Regions from separate parts of the Homo sapiens genome. Here regions 1, 3 and 4 are each linked to region 2. The links are chromatin loops, found by intact Hi-C in ENCODE. Cell type or tissue: dorsolateral prefrontal cortex. All regions are shown on one strand. Links, peaks and the distances in the headings refer to the core of each region. The heading gives the core; the rest is flanking DNA. Region 1 holds the start of DENND4C (DENN domain containing 4C). Region 2 holds the start of RPS6 (ribosomal protein S6). Region 3 holds the start of RRAGA (Ras related GTP binding A). Region 4 holds the start of MAP1LC3BP1 (microtubule associated protein 1 light chain 3 beta pseudogene 1).

The links. Hi-C counts contacts between places; a loop is a spot of excess contacts. Peaks named below come from ENCODE experiments on the same cell type or tissue, not always from the same donor. Only the 100,000 strongest peaks of a DNase experiment are listed, where the experiment ranks them.
Region 1: a loop joins it to region 2, with 6 times the contacts of the local background. A loop is called at or near these places in 35 of 110 quality-filtered maps.
Region 3: a loop joins it to region 2, with 21 times the contacts of the local background. A loop is called at or near these places in 28 of 110 quality-filtered maps.
Region 4: a loop joins it to region 2, with 4 times the contacts of the local background. A loop is called at or near these places in 69 of 110 quality-filtered maps.

What each region holds. Positions count from the first base shown.
Region 1 is chr9:19,227,835-19,232,347 of GRCh38, forward strand. DENND4C (DENN domain containing 4C) reads left to right here and starts at 2,859. Exons shown (of 33, transcript NM_001330640.2): 1 at 2,859-2,999. RefSeq lists enhancers at 2,017-2,266, 2,651-3,157, 3,158-3,663 and silencers at 2,297-2,596, 2,677-3,046, 3,267-3,406. In dorsolateral prefrontal cortex, for the core only: a CTCF peak has its summit at 2,810; DNase peaks (open chromatin) are centred at 2,377 and 2,777; H3K4me3 peaks cover 2,782 bases; H3K27ac peaks cover 2,570 bases.
Region 2 is chr9:19,377,503-19,382,015 of GRCh38, forward strand. RPS6 (ribosomal protein S6) reads right to left here and starts at 2,734. Exons shown (of 6, transcript NM_001010.3): 1 at 2,688-2,734; 2 at 1,985-2,116; 3 at 1,206-1,416; 4 at 866-1,012. The coding sequence starts at 2,693. RefSeq lists an enhancer at 2,049-3,248. In dorsolateral prefrontal cortex, for the core only: CTCF peaks have their summits at 2,688 and 2,892; a DNase peak (open chromatin) is centred at 2,779; H3K4me3 peaks cover 3,595 bases; H3K27ac peaks cover 3,355 bases.
Region 3 is chr9:19,047,231-19,051,655 of GRCh38, forward strand. It overlaps RRAGA (Ras related GTP binding A), which reads left to right and starts at 2,197. Exons shown (of 1, transcript NM_006570.5): 1 at 2,197-3,795. The coding sequence starts at 2,430. The coding sequence ends at 3,371. It also overlaps a transcript of SAXO1 not described here. RefSeq lists an enhancer at 2,137-2,658 and a silencer at 2,266-2,455. In dorsolateral prefrontal cortex, for the core only: CTCF peaks have their summits at 1,946 (motif pointing right) and 2,145; DNase peaks (open chromatin) are centred at 2,091 and 2,501; H3K4me3 peaks cover 3,317 bases; H3K27ac peaks cover 2,931 bases.
Region 4 is chr9:19,462,798-19,467,310 of GRCh38, forward strand. It overlaps MAP1LC3BP1 (microtubule associated protein 1 light chain 3 beta pseudogene 1), which reads right to left and starts at 592. Exons shown (of 2, transcript XM_047424278.1): 1 at 519-592. The coding sequence starts at 592. RefSeq lists a silencer at 1,948-2,407. In dorsolateral prefrontal cortex, for the core only: CTCF peaks have their summits at 2,061 (motif pointing right) and 2,262; DNase peaks (open chromatin) are centred at 2,034 and 2,284; H3K4me3 peaks cover 972 bases; H3K27ac peaks cover 2,064 bases.

The sequences.
Region 1 (4,513 bases), core at 342-4,341, 150 kb before region 2:
CAAAAAATTAGCCGGGTGTGGTTGGTTGCGCACGCCTGTAGTCCCAGCTACTTAGAAGGCTGAAGCAGGAGAAGCGCTTGAGCCTGGGAGGTGGAGGTTGCAGTGAGCCAAGACGATGCCATTGCACTCCAGCCTGTGCAATAGAGCAAGCCTCTGTCTCAAAAAATATATATATATATAAATATATATATATAAAATTTCAAATGAACTTATTTCAGTTCTGGGCCCCTAAGCATGCAGTTGGGAAGGTTGCTGAATCAAGAACTTCCAGATCTGAGAACAGTTAACTCACATGAAAAATTAGTCCCAAAACATTCAAGTTCATTCTATGAAATTTTTGGTGGAAAATGGCAGTGAAAAATCTATGGTAAATCTATAGGACGATTAAGATAGTGAGAAAAATTAAAGAAAATCCTAAGCCTTCCATTGCAAAGTGAGAAAAATCAAGTCAAGTGGAAGAGAGATACTGGCCTCATCCATTTTTCATTTCTGTGGGTGCCATAAAAAAAGAGAGAGAGAGAGAAAAAAAAAAACTCTGAATCCCTGAGAGCTAATTAAATGAATGTACCCATTAAGAAATCTTGTCTTGGTTGGGCACGGTGCCTCATATCTGTAATCCCAGAGTTTTGGGAGGCTGAGGTAATAGGATTGCTTGAGTTCAGGTGTTCAAGACTAGCCTGGGCAATATAGTGAGACTTTATATCTTCCCCTAACCCCCCCAAAAAATTAGTGGGGTGTGGGTGGGTGGTTGGCACAGGCCTACCATCTCAGCTATTCGGGAGGCTGAGGTGGCAGGAAGTTAAGGCTGCAGTGAACCCTGTTTGTGCCACTGCACTCCAGCCTGGGTGACAGAGGGGGGGATCCTGTGTCCAAAAAAAAGGAGGGGGCGAAGAAATCTTGTCTTTCCTTTTCTAGTTGGGATGAGGAAAAATTAAAAAATATATATGTAAATAAAGAAAGAAATCTCGTTTATATTGCTTTAAAACTGCTAATTAATTTAGACTTTGGGAAAGAAGGAAAAGAAGCCCACAAGCTAAATTTTGTTTCACTGTTTCTTTTCTTTTTTTTCTTTTTTTTTTTTTTTCTGAGGCAGAGTTTTGCTCTTGTTGCCCAGGCTGGAGTGCAATGGCGCAATCTCGGCTCTCTGCAACCTCCGCCTCCCAGGTTCAAGCCATTCTCCTGCCTTAGCCTCCCGAGTAGCTGGGATTACAGGCATGCACCACCACGCCCGGCTAATTTTGTATTTTTAGTAGAGACAGTGTTTCTCCATGTTGGTCAGGCTGGTCTGGAACTCTCGACCTCAGGTGATCCGCCCGCCTCAGCCTCCCAAAGTGCTGGGATTACAGACGTGAACCACCGCGTCCGGCCCACAAGCTAAATTTTGAAGTATTAGATCCTTTCTTAAACTTTTGCTCTTCGGATTGTCAATGTCAAAGATAGTTTCCAGGGGGACCAAATTGGCCCCAAACTGTTATTAAATAAGCCTTAACTTTTATTGCTGCGCATTTCTTCTGAAATCAATTCTGACTGCTTACGTGGTTAGAAAAATAGTTTCTGCTATTGAATATAAAACTCAAATTATCCATGGCTATGCAATAAACTTCAGAAATAAATGGACAGCAGTGCATTTATGACCCAGGTATAATCTCACATTTTTATGCAAAAATACAGATTAAATAAGGAGAGTGTAATTTTCAGGAAAATGATTATTTATGTGGATACTCACCAGATATGCAGAAATCTTACCAGTTCTGATTTTGACCTGCCATGGAATCTGAAGTCATTCGCCTTTTTTTCCCCCCAGAGGTAAAAAAGTTATCTCTACTTCAAACCATTTCCTTCTTCCTAAATAACTAGTAATTGCTTTTTCATTTACTATGATAACTCAAAAACGTTGTTCAAAAATATCCTGCAAAATTTGCATTATAGAGAAACGACTCTGCAGGCGTCTGTGTCGATAATGAGGCTACACTTAGGAGGCGTGAGGGTACTGACTATGCAAATGAGCGATTTCTCCATTAGGAATTCCCATCCCCAAATCTGGGCCGAAGGAGAGACACCGAGCGCGGCCAGGGACTCACATGGTGCACTGGAGCCAAGGGGTTTCGGGAAGGGCCAGCGCGCGGGTCTCTCTAGAGCCCTCTACTCATGCGTGGGAATTCCAGATTCCTTCCCTGGGAAGGAATCTTCACGTATCTCCCGGCACTGTCCTCAGTGACCTTCAGCCACTCGGCATCACTTTCCCTGTCTTTGAAAACTCCGAGAGAAGCAGCCGCCACCTGCCTCAGGCCAAGGCAATAAACCCACATCACACCGCCAGTCTGAGCCCTGCAGGAAGGGGTGCACAGCGGCCTCCAGAGCGCTTTCTCCCCAGCTCTGTTTCTGCAGGCTCGGCCGCGCGAACGCTGAGGAGGGGATCGGAGGCCCGCAAGGCTCAGACCCCGCGCCCCGCGGGGGTCGCACAGGGGTCGGGCGGGGGAGGGGAGCGGTGGCTGCAGGGCCTCGGCCCTCCCCGGGGGAGGGGCCTGAGCACCGCACCGCCCCCCTCCTCCCTGCGTCTTCTCCCTCCCACCCCCCGCCCTTTTCCACCCGCCCCCGCAGGAGGAAAGGGAGAGGGAGGGGGAAAAGAAAGTGCTGTTTTGTGGAAAGGGGCGGAAGGCGGGGGAGAAAAAGGGAACAGAAACATGGCGGTCAGGTCTTGGGACGGCTGCGCCGCGGGCAGCTCCTAGGCGACGCGCCGCCCGCACTGTCCGACGGCTCACAGCGCGGAGGCACCCGCGCGGGCCAGCGCTCCGGCCATCGCCCCTGGCTGTAGGCGGCGCCCCTCGGAGACCCTGCCCGCGAGGCGGCGCAGGCGCAGACCGGACTGAGGCGGCGGCGGCCGCTGGAGCTAGTCCCCCGCCCTGCCCTGCCGAGCGCGCCCAGTCCGCGAATCCGGTGCTTTCTTGCCCCAGGAAGAAGCCGTGTCGGGGCTGCGCTGACAGAGGAGCAGGCAGCAGGTGAGGCTGCGGCGCGGGGCCTTTGGCGGAGGAAGCCTGCGCCGTGCCCTCGCGGGGCCTGCGCTGCAAGGCTGGGAGGGCGCGGGACAGGTAGAGCCCGGAGGGCTGAGTTCCGAGTGGCTGGCCCGCGGGGGGTCGCCGAGGAGGCGGAGAGTGGCCGCGGCTGGCGTTCGTGGCCTAGTTTCTCCGCGGTTTCCGGGGGCGGGGAGTCCCCGGATCCTGCGGGATGCAGTCGGGGAAAGGCTGCCCCTGAAGAGCCTCCCCGCGTCGCCCGCCGGGCCCATGAGAATCGTTTGCGTACAAGCGCGAGGGGTCTGGGCCCGGGGGACCGCCGGGGCGACGGCCGCTTTGGTGGGGGCCGGGGTGCGGAGGGAGCAGGATCGGGGCTTCCCAGAGGGGGTCGAGGCTGAGAGAGCGGAGAGCTAGAGCCAGGGGTGGCGGGCAGTCTCGAGAGGAGTCGGGGGACTGAGAAGTGTCGGGGACAACGGGGAGGAGGGGGACCTGGGCAGGTGTCTCTGGTGAATTGAAGACATTTCCTTCTCTGTCTTACGGTGGCCGATCCTCAGGGCTTCTTTGTCGGGGATGACTTTCTAGGAGGGCAGTATCCTTTTAACTCTGGAGTGACTAAACACAAAACCAAGGAATGAAGTCCTAAGGCTGACTCCTGTAAAGAGCTGTAACTTTTTCTGTTTTAAGAATGCTGTCACGTCTTTTTTTTTTTCCTCCCCTTTTCTGCTTGATAGACCTTTTCCCTCTCGAAGACCGTCTTTTATCTGCACTAATAAGGAATTACCCAGTTTTTAAATAGTACCGCCTCCTTCTCCCCTTATGTATGTTTGTCACACGGGAAAATTTAGGGTAGTTACCGCGGGTACTTGTGCAAATTTGAGGGAAAGTGTCATTTCCAGTAGTGAACCCTCAGCTGTCTCTTTGTGCCTCCGAGATACTGTCAAGCGTTGTAGCCTGAGAAATTGACCCACTGAGCCTGCTTAATTGTGTGCAAACCCGTGTTGAGGCGTTCTTCCTAGGCCCTAATTTACGTAGGAATAGGTTTTCCCTTCCGGTCTGTGTATAATGAGAGGGGAGAACGTTAGTGCTAAGGCGCTAAGTTCTGGATAAATACTTGATTTGATGTGATAGTGTGTATTACTCTATCAGAAATGCAGAGCGTTGTATGATTTTTCTGTGTACACGCGATAAGAGCAATATTAGTTGCAAAAGGAAGTTTTCATCTTTGAACATTAAAGGTATCCTTTATTCTTGATCACTATAGCATGCAAAAAAGAAACTATATTTTCTGTCCTGTTCTTTGTATTACTGTTAAAGAGTTGGTAAACTGCCGTCTTGCTGTGAGACTGGGAAGTCGGCAATGAAGTTAGATTTGTATTCATGAACATGATCTGCCTGTCATATAGGCTTGCTTTGACTTGTTTTTTTTTTCAGTAGTGGCAAAGGGTTTTCTGCCACTCAATCCACACTTTCCTCCGCATTGGTATCTCCGTTGACCATTTTGC
Region 2 (4,513 bases), core at 218-4,217:
AACAGACGTATACTATCTATGCCATGTATGTTAAGTCACACCAGTCCTGAAAACCAAAATCCAGAGAAATTCTTTCAAATTTTGTCAGGAAAACCCAACCTTGACTGACATGCTGTTTATTTAACATAAATATCCCCAAATTTCACCACAGAAATATTGCTATTTGAGGTCCTCACTGGTGAGTATGTTGTCTACTATATGGACAAAAGTTCTTAAAAGGTAAAGCTCCAAAATCCCTAACACCTGCTCCCTAGTATTCTGAGTAAGGTCTCTAACTTCTAATTCTCACAACTCTTAACTATTGTTATCCATATCCTACAGATGAAACAGAAGTTTAAAGCAACTTCTTTTGTAAGCCAAAAAATAATTTTGGGCTGGGTGTGGTGGCTCACGCCCATAATCCCAGCACTTTGGGAAGCCAAAGTGGGAGCATCACTTGAGCTCAAGGGTTCAAGACCAGCCTGGGCAACAGTGTGACCTCATCTCTTAAAAAATATTAATAATTTAGAACATCTGATATAAAATTACAAAGTGTGTGGTGCTAATAGTCCCAGAATTCTCAAACATGTGACTCCTAAACCAGATAGCAATGACCTTAAAGTCAGGTTATTTTTGGATAATGTATACATCAAAGATTCACAAGCAGATTTTCAACGAAATTACTGCACTCTACAAGGCACTGGATATAATAAGCAAGGATTAACACCAACTGGGTATGCTGGCCACCCCCAAATATTTTCTGTAAAAACTCCAAGTGAATAGTGCTAAGGCCTTCCAAAGGCACATATTTATCTTCTGATATGCACACAAAATGATAGACAAATTACCAAAATTAAGCAAGCCCTAATTGCATAATCCCTCCTACCTTCTTTATTTAAGGGCTTTCTTACAACATACTGGCGGACATCATCTTCTTTAGAGAGATTGAAAAGTTTGCGGATTCTGCTAGCTCTTTTGGGGCCCAGGCGGCGAGGCACTGTAGTATCAGTCAGTCCAGGAATATCCTTCTCTCCTTAGAAGAAACAGTTGAAGAGATTTTAATTCAACAACTTCCTTAAGAATCCTAAATCAGAATGTTTAATGTTGAATTGATGGTAGAGAAACAAATCCATTGGTCTGTAAGTCTGGATACTGCAAATGAATAAGCATTTGGACAACTGGCTTTAAATCAATTTCAACGAAAATTGAACACAAGTAACCCTCACCTTTTTTTACAATAACCAAGTTGAGAACGCTCAGATTTGCATCCACAATGCAACCACGAACTGATTTTCTCTTTCTTTCTCCAGTTCTCCTTGGTCTGTAACAGGAATGCCCCTTACTCAGTAGCAGGCGGACACGGCCATGGGTCAAGACACCCTGCTTCATGGGGAAACCTTGTTTGTCGTTCCCACCACTGATTCGGACCACATAACCCTGCAAGAGCATACAATGAATGACACATTTACTATTTCTATTCCAAAATTATACAGTACAGGATTGTGACCTCTGTGAACACACCTATATGAGAAAGTATAATTATGAAAACCAATTTGAACTTAAGCACGTTTTCTCTGTTCAGTGAGTTTTGTCTATATTCCCAACTTGTCAAGTTCAATTATCAAATGTCTTTCAAGTCGCATTTCTAACCGATGTTTTATTAGAGATAACAGCACTAAGAAGATAAAATATCAAACAGCAACAAACAAATCAGATACAACCCTTTTTGGCACTTTGGGGATTATGAGGACAGCTATGTGACATATTGCCAAATGCATGATGCAGGGCAAGAATTATGTTGATGTAAACTTTACGTATATTTTATGGCTTACTCTACGTCCCCCCCTCCAAGGTAATACCTCTAACTTTATAAAGTGGCATTCGGAAGCAACTTACCAAAGGTCAGAAGCCAGAACCCGGAGTCTGAACCCCATTCCAAATACCAGTTACCAATGGCGTTTACCGTCTCTGACTTAAATACCTGCAACAATTTGTCAACTTTTACCTTCCATTCTTCACCCAGAGCGTCAGCAGCAACTTCTGTGGCCATACGCTTCTCATAGAAAGTACGAAGTTTGCGTTCATCGTCCACTTCAATGAGTTTCTGGCAGCCAGTGGCTGGGAAGGAGATGTTCAGCTAAGGATTAAAAGGGGGGAAATAGTTTACGAAACTATCTATACAGGTAATTGTAGAGCCATCTACAAAGTTAATTCCACTGCAAAAAGCCTTTCATGTTGCCTCCACACAAGCAGGAAATATAAGATGCCGACTGTACTCACTAAAAGCACGTGAAAGCAGAGTAGCAGTCAAGAAGCGCCGCACTCAGCAGGACGTTTTCCCCTCAAGCCCCGCGGAATGACTCTGGGGGCGAGGGCACTCCGCAGCCGTTCACCCTCCCGAAGCAAGAAAGCCGGGGTCAAGAGCCGCACCACAGGCCTGCCGCAAACTGGGCAACACGCCGCATCCGTCCCGGCTGGGCGCGGGGACGCCACCATGGCGCTCCCGGCCCGCCGCGGCTCCAGCCGCAATCGCCTGCCATCCGTTCGGCCAAAAAGCTCCATGCCCCAGAAAGGCGAGCCTTCTCCTACTTGAGACCCTTCTCCACCTAAAGCCAGGATCCTGGAGTGCTGGAACTGAGGCAATGCCGCGTTCTGGGACTCGATTCACGTTCCCCAAACCCAGTCTAACACTCGCCACCATCACCTACCTTCATCTTGAAGCAGCTGAACGCCTCCGAGGCGCCACGGAAAAGAGGGCCAACTTCCGCTTAGCGCAGGTCACATAGGCGCTTTCAGTTCTCGCGAGATGAGCAGAAGTACGGGATAGCGGAAGTGAGCATGGGTGGGCGGTACTTCCGGGCGAGATTAATCAGGGCCTGGGAGGTAAAGTCGGTTGGGTGTGGGTCTGAGGTTGTGCCAGTGGTGGTAGTCTGGTAAGGCAAACCCGCGTGTAATTCTGAGGGCTAACCCCTTCCCTGTCTAGTCTTTTCCACGCTGCCTGGGTTTTGGAGCTGGGCGCCAGCGGAGCCCCACTTCTGTCCCAGGCACTTTGCATCTGACGGTACCAAAATAGGAGGGCAAGGCCGGGCGCGGTGGCTCACGCCTGTAATCCCAGCACTTTGGGAGGCCGAGGCGGGCGGATCATCTTAGGTCAGGAGTTCGAGACCAGCCTGGCCAACATGGCGAAACTCCGTCTCTAATAAAAATAGGTAAAATAGCCAAAAATAGGTAAAATAGCCAGGCGTGGTGGGGGGCGACTGTAGTCCCAGTTACTAGGGAGGCTGAGGCACGACAATCGCTTGAGCCCAAGAGGCGGAGGTTGCAATGAGTCCAGATCGCACCACTGCACTGCAGCCCAGGCGACAGAGAGAGACTCCGCCTCAAAAAAGTTCGAGTTCGAGACCAAGTAAACAAGAATAATTTTTACTATCTAAAACTATCACATACCATCTCCCCACTTTAGTGTCACAAAGGTTTGAGTTTAGGACTGTTTTACATTCGAAGTTGAACGATTCTACTGAATCCTCTTTGATCATCTCACATTAATTCATGGAATCTTGGTGAAATGATGCTTTTTAAAATCTGAGTACTGTGTGTCATTTTTTTGTTGAGGTGAAATTGACATAACTAGTCATTTTAAAGTGAACAATTCAGTGGCATTTAGTACATTCACAATGCTGTACAACCACCATCTCTATCGATACAGTTCCAAAACATTTTCATCATCCTAAAAGAAAACCCTGTACCCTGTTAAAGCAGTTGCTGCCCCTTCCCCATTTCGACCAGGCCTGGCAACCACCAATCTGTGTTCTGTCTCAGTGGATGTACCTACTTCATAAAAATGGAATCATACAATATTGACCTTTTGTATCTGTCTTCTAATCTTTTGAGTCGTAGCATGTATCAGTACTTCACTGCTTTTATGGCTCAATATTCTAGTGTAGATATAGACTGCAGTTTGTTTATCCATTCCTCCATAAATAGACATTTGGGTTGTTTCTGCCTTTTAACTACTGTAAATAGTTCTTCTATGTTTGAGTACTTGTTTTAAATTATTTTAGGTATATACCTAAGAGTGAAATTGCTGGGTCATATAGTAGTTCTATTCTCAACTCAGGGAGAAACTGAAACTGTATTCCAAAGCAGCTGAACCATTTTACATTCCCACCGGCAATGTATGAGGACCGCACTTTATCAAAATCATGGCCAACACTTGTTATTTTTTTAATTTTTTAAAAATTTATTGTAGGGACAGGGTCTCGCTTTGTTGCTCAAAGTGAGATCCTGTTGGTCTGGAACTCTTGGCCTCCAGCATCCTCCTGTCTCAGCCTCTGGAGTAGCTGAGACTCATTGTGGTTTTGATTTGCATTTCCCTAATGACTAATGATGTTGAGCATGTTTTAATGTGTTTGTTGGCCATTTGTATATCTTCTTTAGAGAAAAGTCTGTACAAGCTCTTAGCTCCCCCTGTTATTTTTATTGAAGTAGTGGGAGTAAATTAATGTGAGGCAAAGAGAAAGTCTAGAACTATGGG
Region 3 (4,425 bases), core at 426-4,425, 330 kb before region 2:
GTGGAGGCCTGTAGTCCCAGCTACTTGGGAGGCTGAAGCAAGAGAATCTCTTGAACCCAGGAGGTGGAGGTTGCAGTGAGCCAAGATCGTGCAACTACACTCTAGCATGGGCAACAGAGTGAGACTCTGTCTCCAAAAAAAAGAAAAAAAATACATTAGAGGAGACTCCGTAAAATGTGATATCCAGACCTTAGGAGTATTCACATGACAGAATAGAGGAAATACATCATCAAACAATTCAAGAACATTGTTTAGAATTCAAGGGCATGGTTTCCAAATTAAAAGACACATTGGAGAGTCCAGTACAATGCAAATTTGGGCTCAACAATGCCAATTATCATTAAGTTTCAGAACACTAGAATAAGAAAATTTCGAATATGTTTTTAGAGAGGAAAGAATAGATCAAAACCAAGAAGCAGGCATCAGACTACTGGCTGCTAAAAGACGATGGAGCAACAGAGCAATGCCTCCAAGACTCTGAGGAAAAATTATGTCCAACCAATCAAGTGTGAGGGTAAAAACAAAGAAATTTTCAGACATCCAATCTCTTGAAATTTTTACTCTCCTCATACTTTTTATCTGGAAACTATTGGAACATGTGTTCCACCAAATGAGCCAAAAATGAGAAGATGTGAAATCAGGAAAAAGAATACCCAACTCGAAAGAACGGGGAAGGGAAACCCCAGAATGGTGGTGAAAGGCGATCAGATAAGAAGGCTCCAGAAGAGGTAGCACCAAGGAGATGAAACTGAATACATTGAGAGGAGATTTTCCACATACTATATTGTATTATGGAATTTCACTCTATGATTTCCATAAACTACAGCAAAGGCCATTTTTGAACTTCTTTTACTGCACACGTTAACAGTAGGAATTAAAATATTTTTTGAATAAATGAAAGAATGGAATACCTGAATTTGTACAGTACAGTATACACTTTGATAAGGGCTTTAGGCCAGGCACGGTGGCTCACGCCTGTAATCCCACACTTTAGGAGGCCGAGGCAGGTGGCTGGCTTGAGTTCCAGACCAGCCTGGCCAACATAGTGAAACCCCGTCTCCACTAAAAATACAAAAATTAGCCGGGCGTGGTGGCAGGTGCCCACAATCCCAGCTATTTGGGGGACTGAGGCAGGAGAATCGCTTGAACTCAGGAGGCGTAGGTTGCAGTGAGCTGAGATCGCGCCACTGCACTCCAGCCTGGGCAACAGAGTGAGACTCCGTCTCAAAAGAAAAAAAAAGGACTTTAAGGTAGATACAGAGGCTTCAGTATCCTGATGACTCTCATTCATTCTGTATGAACGATACTGGCGACACTGATTCACTCATCTACTTGAAGACCAAGAGCAGAATCATATTATGCTTTGAGAGGGGCACAGGGTAGCCTATTGTTAGGCAAATAGACCGCAGCAAGATTGTCTAAAACCAAATTCCATTTCATCATTTAGTATCTGTGTAACTTGGTCAAGTGACTTAACCTCTCTAACCTTTGATTCCCTAACTTGAAAATAGGGTTATTAATTCACAGGGTTACTGTGAGGATGGAACTAATGCCTGGGATTCCACATTATCATTTCCTCGAGCTTTGGAATTCTAATTATAAATTCTAAAGTCTGAGATTACGGAAAAGCAGATGTGAGAAAGGAATTAAAAGCACCCACTGGAAGCCAGGATGTCTCCTAGGAGGGACTTGCTATTACCTAGCTGCGCAGCAACAGGCAATCGCTTGCCTACAAGTCTCACTTTCCGCGCCTGCACAGTCTCCATCTGCCCTGCCCTTGTACTCACTGGGCCGGGCAAGCTGGGGAGGCCTAAGCGGACTGGGAAGTTAGGCTTTCCCTCCACTTCACCAGTCGGCTGCCCCTGCGGAAACCGGCCCGACACACCTCGCTCCTAAAGCCAGTTGCGGTGGTGGTGGCGGTTGGGGCTTTTTTTGGCCACGAGAGGGCAGCATTTCCCCCGGCCAACCACACACGTACCCCTAGCAACAGCAAACCCAGCTGCAACAGAACAAAAGACCGAAGTCCTCGAGCTTCCCTTCCATCTTAGGGCTCACGCCGCCCCGGTTAGGTTTCATTAGAGCAGCGGCTTTTCAAGGCTCGTCGGGCACGGAGGGCGGAGCGAGGGAGCTCTCGCGAGATCGCCGCCGGAAGTGGGTGGTGGCGGGGACGCAGCGGCTCCCTCCCGGAAAGCGAGCGTATCTCCCGAGCCGTTGCCACTGACAGCCGCGGGCGCTCCCATCTGAGTAAGAGCCAGCCCGTCCGCGGCCTCTCCAGCCCCGGGTTCGCGCTCTCGACTCTCCTGCCTGCCCAGCTGCGCGGCGGAGCGGAGCGAGGCGCGGCCTGCGAGTCCCCGGCAGCCCCCGACCCCTCCCTCGGCGCTGCGTGTAGGCCGCGCCCTCAGGCCCAGTCCGCGGTGCCCCGGCGGGTGATGCCAAATACAGCCATGAAGAAAAAGGTGCTGCTGATGGGGAAGAGCGGGTCGGGGAAGACCAGCATGAGGTCGATAATCTTCGCCAATTACATTGCTCGCGACACCCGGCGCCTGGGGGCCACCATTGACGTGGAACACTCCCACGTCCGATTCCTAGGGAACCTGGTGCTGAACCTGTGGGACTGTGGCGGTCAGGACACCTTCATGGAAAATTACTTCACCAGCCAGCGAGACAATATCTTCCGTAACGTGGAAGTTTTGATTTACGTGTTTGACGTGGAGAGCCGCGAACTGGAAAAGGACATGCATTATTACCAGTCGTGTCTGGAGGCCATCCTCCAGAACTCTCCTGACGCCAAAATCTTCTGCCTGGTGCACAAAATGGATCTGGTTCAGGAGGATCAGCGTGACCTGATTTTTAAAGAGCGAGAGGAAGACCTGAGGCGTCTGTCTCGCCCGCTGGAGTGTGCTTGTTTTCGAACGTCCATCTGGGATGAGACGCTCTACAAAGCCTGGTCCAGCATCGTCTACCAGCTGATTCCCAACGTTCAGCAGCTGGAGATGAACCTCAGGAATTTTGCCCAAATCATTGAGGCCGATGAAGTTCTGCTGTTCGAAAGAGCTACATTCTTGGTTATTTCCCACTACCAGTGCAAAGAGCAGCGCGACGTCCACCGGTTTGAGAAGATCAGCAACATCATCAAACAGTTCAAGCTGAGCTGCAGTAAATTGGCCGCTTCCTTCCAGAGCATGGAAGTTAGGAATTCCAACTTCGCTGCTTTCATCGACATCTTCACCTCAAATACGTACGTGATGGTGGTCATGTCAGATCCGTCGATCCCTTCTGCGGCCACTCTGATCAACATTCGCAATGCCCGGAAACACTTTGAGAAGCTGGAGAGAGTGGATGGCCCCAAGCACAGTCTCCTTATGCGTTGAATATTGCCAAATGCTCTTTCTGAAAATGCTGAATTGCCTTTTTTGTTTGCATCCTTTATTTTTAATATTCATAATGTCGTGTGCTTAAAAGTGGGCTTTGAAGTGTGTGCTGCTTACTCCTTTCATCTTTCTCCCCGCTTCCCCAGTCTTTAAACATTGGACGCTATTTACTCAGCTACCCAGTAGAGCTTGAAGCTGACCTTTCTGAGAAGTTGGTATGGTGTAACACTAAAGTAGGTGGTTCGTGTGTGTTCTCATTACCTGGTTATGATAGATATGCACATCAAAGCCTTTACCAGTATCTTCCTGTATTCCGTATCAGATTGCAAAGACGGAATGTTACTATTTTATCAGCAAGGTATTAAAATGCATTTATAAATTCTTCTTGGCTTCATTCATGAATAAACGTGTTAGCAATTTAAAACATGTCCTTATTTGAAATAACTTGAAAGTGCTTAATATGCAAATCTAAAAATTCTGACTGCCCACAAGTATTGCTTGACTGGCAAATTTGATTCTGTGAATTTAGCCCCCAGCACTTTAGTGATGTTTGGTAACAGCTGTAGAAGCGCTTATGCTATGGACTGAAGCTAGACCACCTGAGTTAGTATTCTGGTCCCTTCACTTACTAGCTCTGTGAACATGGGCAAATACTTAATTTCATTACACTTGTTTCCTCATTGGTAAAATGTGGGTCAGAATACTACTTTATAGCCAGTCGTGGTGGCTCACACCTGTAATTCCAGCACTTTGGAAGGCTGAAGTGGGAGGATCACCTGAGATCAGGAGTTCGAGACCAGCCTGGGCAATATAGAGAGACCCTCTCTCTACAAAAAAAAATTTTTTTTCATTAGCTAGGCGTAGTGGTGCGTGCCTACAGTCCTAGCTGCTTGGGAGGCTGAGGAGAGAGGATTGCTTGAGTCCAGGAGGTAGAGGCTGCAGTGAGGCATAATTGTGTCACTGGCCTCCAGTTTGGGTGACAAAGCAAGACCCTATCTCAAAAACAACAATAAAAAACCACTTGATAGGATGTTTAAAAGGATTAAATTCAACA
Region 4 (4,513 bases), core at 249-4,248, 85 kb after region 2:
TGGTCTTTCACATGGCCTTTGGGCCTGTCTCCATGGCTGTGTAACAGATCACCTCAAAACTTAGTGGCTTGAAACATCAGAAATTTATTCTGTCACAGTTCAGGAGGCCAGAAGTCCAAAATCAAGGTGTGGGCAGGGTTGGCTCCTTTTGGAGGCTCTGAGCAAGAATCTGCTCCATGTCTCTCCTTCCACTGTCATGGGGCTTCTTCCTTGTGTCCCTGTGGCCTTGTGTCTAAGTTTCTCCTTTATCTTACAAAGACATCAGTCATTGAACTTAGGGCCCACCCTAATCCAGTATGACCTCATCTTAACTAATGACATCTGCAAAGACCCCATTGCCAAATAAGGTCACATACTGAGATTCTGGGTGAAGGTGAATTTTGGGCAAACGTTATTTGAACCACTCACTACACTGTCATGTGCCAGGAATGTGGAATCCCCTCCCCACTTTTAGCTAAAACCGCCAGAATGGATTTAGCGTTGTGGAACCTCTAGACTCCTCCCGTGTGTGCACGCACCTTGTATGCACACATAGGTGCACACTGACAAGTGCTGGCACACACATGCCCAGGGCTTCCTCTTTCTCTCCCATGGTCCCTGGTGAAATTTCCTGTAATACCTTTTCATGCCCTCCCTCCGAGGCGGGGAGGGGTACCGCTATCTACAACCAGCTGTGGAAAATACCCCGAGAAGCAGTGAAGGGAGGCAGCACTAAGGAGGAGAGGGGTGTGGGCTGAGCTAGGAAAGAGGAGGTTTTAGGAAGCTGGCCTGGGGGTTCACTTGGAAGAAAACCTGTTCTCTTCCCAAATCTTAGGATGTCTGGTGGGATAAAGCCATCCAGTCTGGCCTCTCCCTACCCGCACCGCCTGGCCTCCTCATCTTTGTATTCCCAGAGACAAACCCAGGGCCTGGGAGACTGAATCCAAACATCAATTTACCAACCAATCAATCCGTAGAGCAGCGGTCTCCAACCTTTTTGACACCAGGGACCGGTTTCATGGAAGACACTTTTTTCCACAGACTGGAAAGGGCTGGGAGTGTGAGGTGGAGAATGGTTTCAGATGGTTCAAGCTCATTACATTTATTGTGCACTTTATTTCTATTATTATTACATTGTAACGTATAATGAAATAATTATTGTAATATAAGAATAATAATTATTATTACATTGTAATATGTAATGAAATAATTACAACTCACCATAATGTAGAATCAGTGGGAGCCCTTAGCTTGTTTTCCTGCAACTAGGTGGTCTCATCTGGGGATGATGGGAGACAGTGACAGATCATCAGGCATTAGATTCTCATAAGGAACATGCAACCTAGATCCCTCCCATACGCAGTTTACAACAGGGTTCACACTCCTATGAGAATCGAATGCCACTGCTGATCTGACAGGAGGTGGAGCTCAGGCGGTCATGCTTGCCTTCGCCCCGGGGCTCACCTCCGTCTGTGCAGCCCGGTTCCTAACAGGCCACAAAGGGGTACTGGTCTGCGGCCTGGGGTGTGGAGACCCCTGCCTTAGAGCAAAAGAGTTTTGGGGTGTGGTGAGAATACCTTGCCCGGGTGAGGAAGGCTTCCTGGATTGGAATGCGGCGTCCAAACTGATACCTGACGGGCAGCGAGCACTAGGCCAGGGGAAAGGTCTCCAGGCTGCCAGACCGCTGGGCAGATGATGGCTCTTCTGTCCACGGCACCTGGTTGGATGTCAGGAGTACTGAGGAGTGTGTGTGTGTGCGTGTGAGTGTGAGTGTGTGCGTATTTTTGTGCAGAGCAAGCGTGAAAGAAGCCAACAGGAGCCATACCCATGAGTTGAAAATATCAGAAAGGGGAGCTATGACCTGCAAGACACATTGTGAGTGTGGTGTCTTGGCCATTGTCCGCTGGGACCACAGGAAGGTCAGGGATGCACTTCTGCTTGGTCCTACGGCTGGCAGTTGGGAGATGCGGGCGTGGGGAGCGGAGCCCGATGAGTGTAGTGTCTGGAGCGGACTGGGAGCAGCTCGGCCTGGGTGTCCGAGGAGCGGGCGGGCGCTGCTCCGGGCGCCCACCAGGGGGCAGTGCTGCCGGGCGAGAGCGCGGTGGGCTGAAGGGCGCGGGGCTGCGGGGCTCGGGGGTGTGGGACTAGAAGGCGCGTGGCTGTGGGACTAGGGGCTGGCGGGCGCGGGGCGCGGGGCGCAGGGCTGCGGCGGGGGCGGCCAGGGCGGCTTTTGCCTCCCACGCAGGCAGGAGAGAGTTCTTGCGTGCCTGCCTATACTCGCCGCCGGGCATGTTTCCAGGTGAGCGGACCGTGCTGACTCTGGGCTGCAGAAATGCGCCCCCAGAGGAAAGCTCTGCGCTTTGCGGGAGCTCTTTAAAGCCAAGGTTCCAGAGAATGGATTTACCCCAAAGCTGATAACGCTAACGCTTCTGCCACCCCAAGGCCGTGTTCATGCATATATCTATACGAGATTCCCTGAAAGTGTGTATGTTTCAGGCCCACTGGGCTCTGCCTCTTGGTGACTCCACTCCAGGTTTCAGTTTGGTTGGCCCCTTGACGGTCTAGATCCCTAACCCCCAGATCCACCAGAGCTACTGAGAAACTGGGGCAAGCCTCCACAGAGACAAGCGACTTGGGGTATGTGTGGGTATATGGGTGTGGATGAGAGAGTGAGCGAGCGAAGGAGTTCAGCAGTATAGATGCCAGTAGCACCTACCCTTCCAGTTGTGACAACCTAAAGTGTCCCAAACATTGTCAAATGTCATATATCTGGCGAGGAGAGCCGGGAGTTGTTCCTGGTTGAGAACCACTGATTTAGAGATTGTAGCTTTCCTTTTCCATTGCTGCTTATGGGTTAAGCCTCACGTCTTTTCCAGAGGGGTTGTATTGTGACTTGTACAGCCTCTTCCCGGAGATTTCTACCCACCAAATTGAAAGGGTCACAGGCCGACTCCGGGGGTGAAGAGCCTGGGTTCAACCGAGGAAAGGGCCAGGGGCCTCCTTTCCTCCTGTGGCCTCGGCTGCAGCCTGCGAGCTGGGGAGAAAGTAGCTGCTGGCCTGGCCGGGGGTGCTGCGCTCTGCTCCCAGTTTCTCTCTTCCAACAGTTAGAACATGAAAGCTGGAAGCGATCCTAGAGGGTGTCTAGTTCAACACCTGCCCCTTCCCTTAAAGAAGTGTTTACGATGAGAACACTGACATTCAGAGCCCTGAAGCGTGTCTTCCAGGGCTGCGTAGCTTTTATGAGGTAGAAGACCAGGCCCAGGTGTCCTGACTTCCAGCCTAGAGCTTTTACTGCTCCATGGGCAGCCTCTCTGAGTCCCCTATTAAAATGCAGTCCCCCTGGAGGGCACACACCATAAACTAGATGAGTGGCTGCCTAATAAATGACCCTGAAACTTAGTGGCTTGAAACAAAAATAAATAGTCTCTCAGTTTCTCTGGGTCAGGAATTTGGGAGCAGCTTGGCTGGGCAGTTCTGCCTCAGAGTCTCTCATAACTTTCAGTGAGATGTTGGTCAGGGCTTTTGAGTATAGACTTTGGTCAAGAATCTTCTCTTGGCCGGGCACTATGGTTCACACCTGTAATCCCAGCACTTTGGGAGGCCATGGTAGGAGGATCACTTGAGGCCAGGAATTTGAGGCTAGCCTGGGCAACTTGGTGAGACCCTGTCTCTACAAAAAGTACAAAAATAAGCCGAGTGGGGTGGCATGTGCCTGTGGTCCCAGGTACTTGGAAGACTTGGGTGGGAGGATTGCTTGAGCCCAGGAGGCCAAGGCTGTAGTGAGCCATGATGGCACCACTGCAACTTCAGCTTGGGTGACAGAGTGAGACCCTGTCTCAAAACAAAACAAAAACCCACAAAAATCTTCCACAAAAATCTTCTCTAAGCCTCAATTTTCTCATCTGTAAAATGGAGATAATAACAGAAGTTATTTCATAGGCTGTTATGAGGATTAAAAAAATAATTCTTTTGTGGCAGAGATTTTCAATTTCTTACTCTAATATCACTTCCTCTTTCTTCCTTTGTAATAGAAGCTCCAATATTTAGCTGGAAAGTTGGCTGCCTGGAATAAAAGTCTCCATTTTTCATCTTTTTTTGTTTTTCCAACCAGTTCTGTCTGAAGACATGTATAGAAGTGGTATATGGCACCTTTCAGGGAACTTTCTTTAAAAAACAGTATCTCCATTTGCTCCTTTTATTTGTTGCCCTCCTCTACTCTGCTTCCTGGAACGTGGATGTGATGGCTGGAGCTCTGGTTGCCAACTTGGGACACAAGGATGAGCATCATACCCCTGGGATGATGGAGTGATGGACAGGAAGGAGTTTGGGTTCCAGAAAGTTCTGTGCAATTGTCATACCAATCTTGCACTGCCTAGGTGATAGAGAAATAAAATTAAACTTGTTTTTTTCGGCCGGGCGCAGTGTCTCGTGCCTGTAATCCCAGCACTTTGGGAGGCCGAGGTGGGTGGATCACTGGAGGTCAGGAGTTGGAGGCCAGCCTGGCTAACATGGCAAAACCCCATCTCTACTAAAA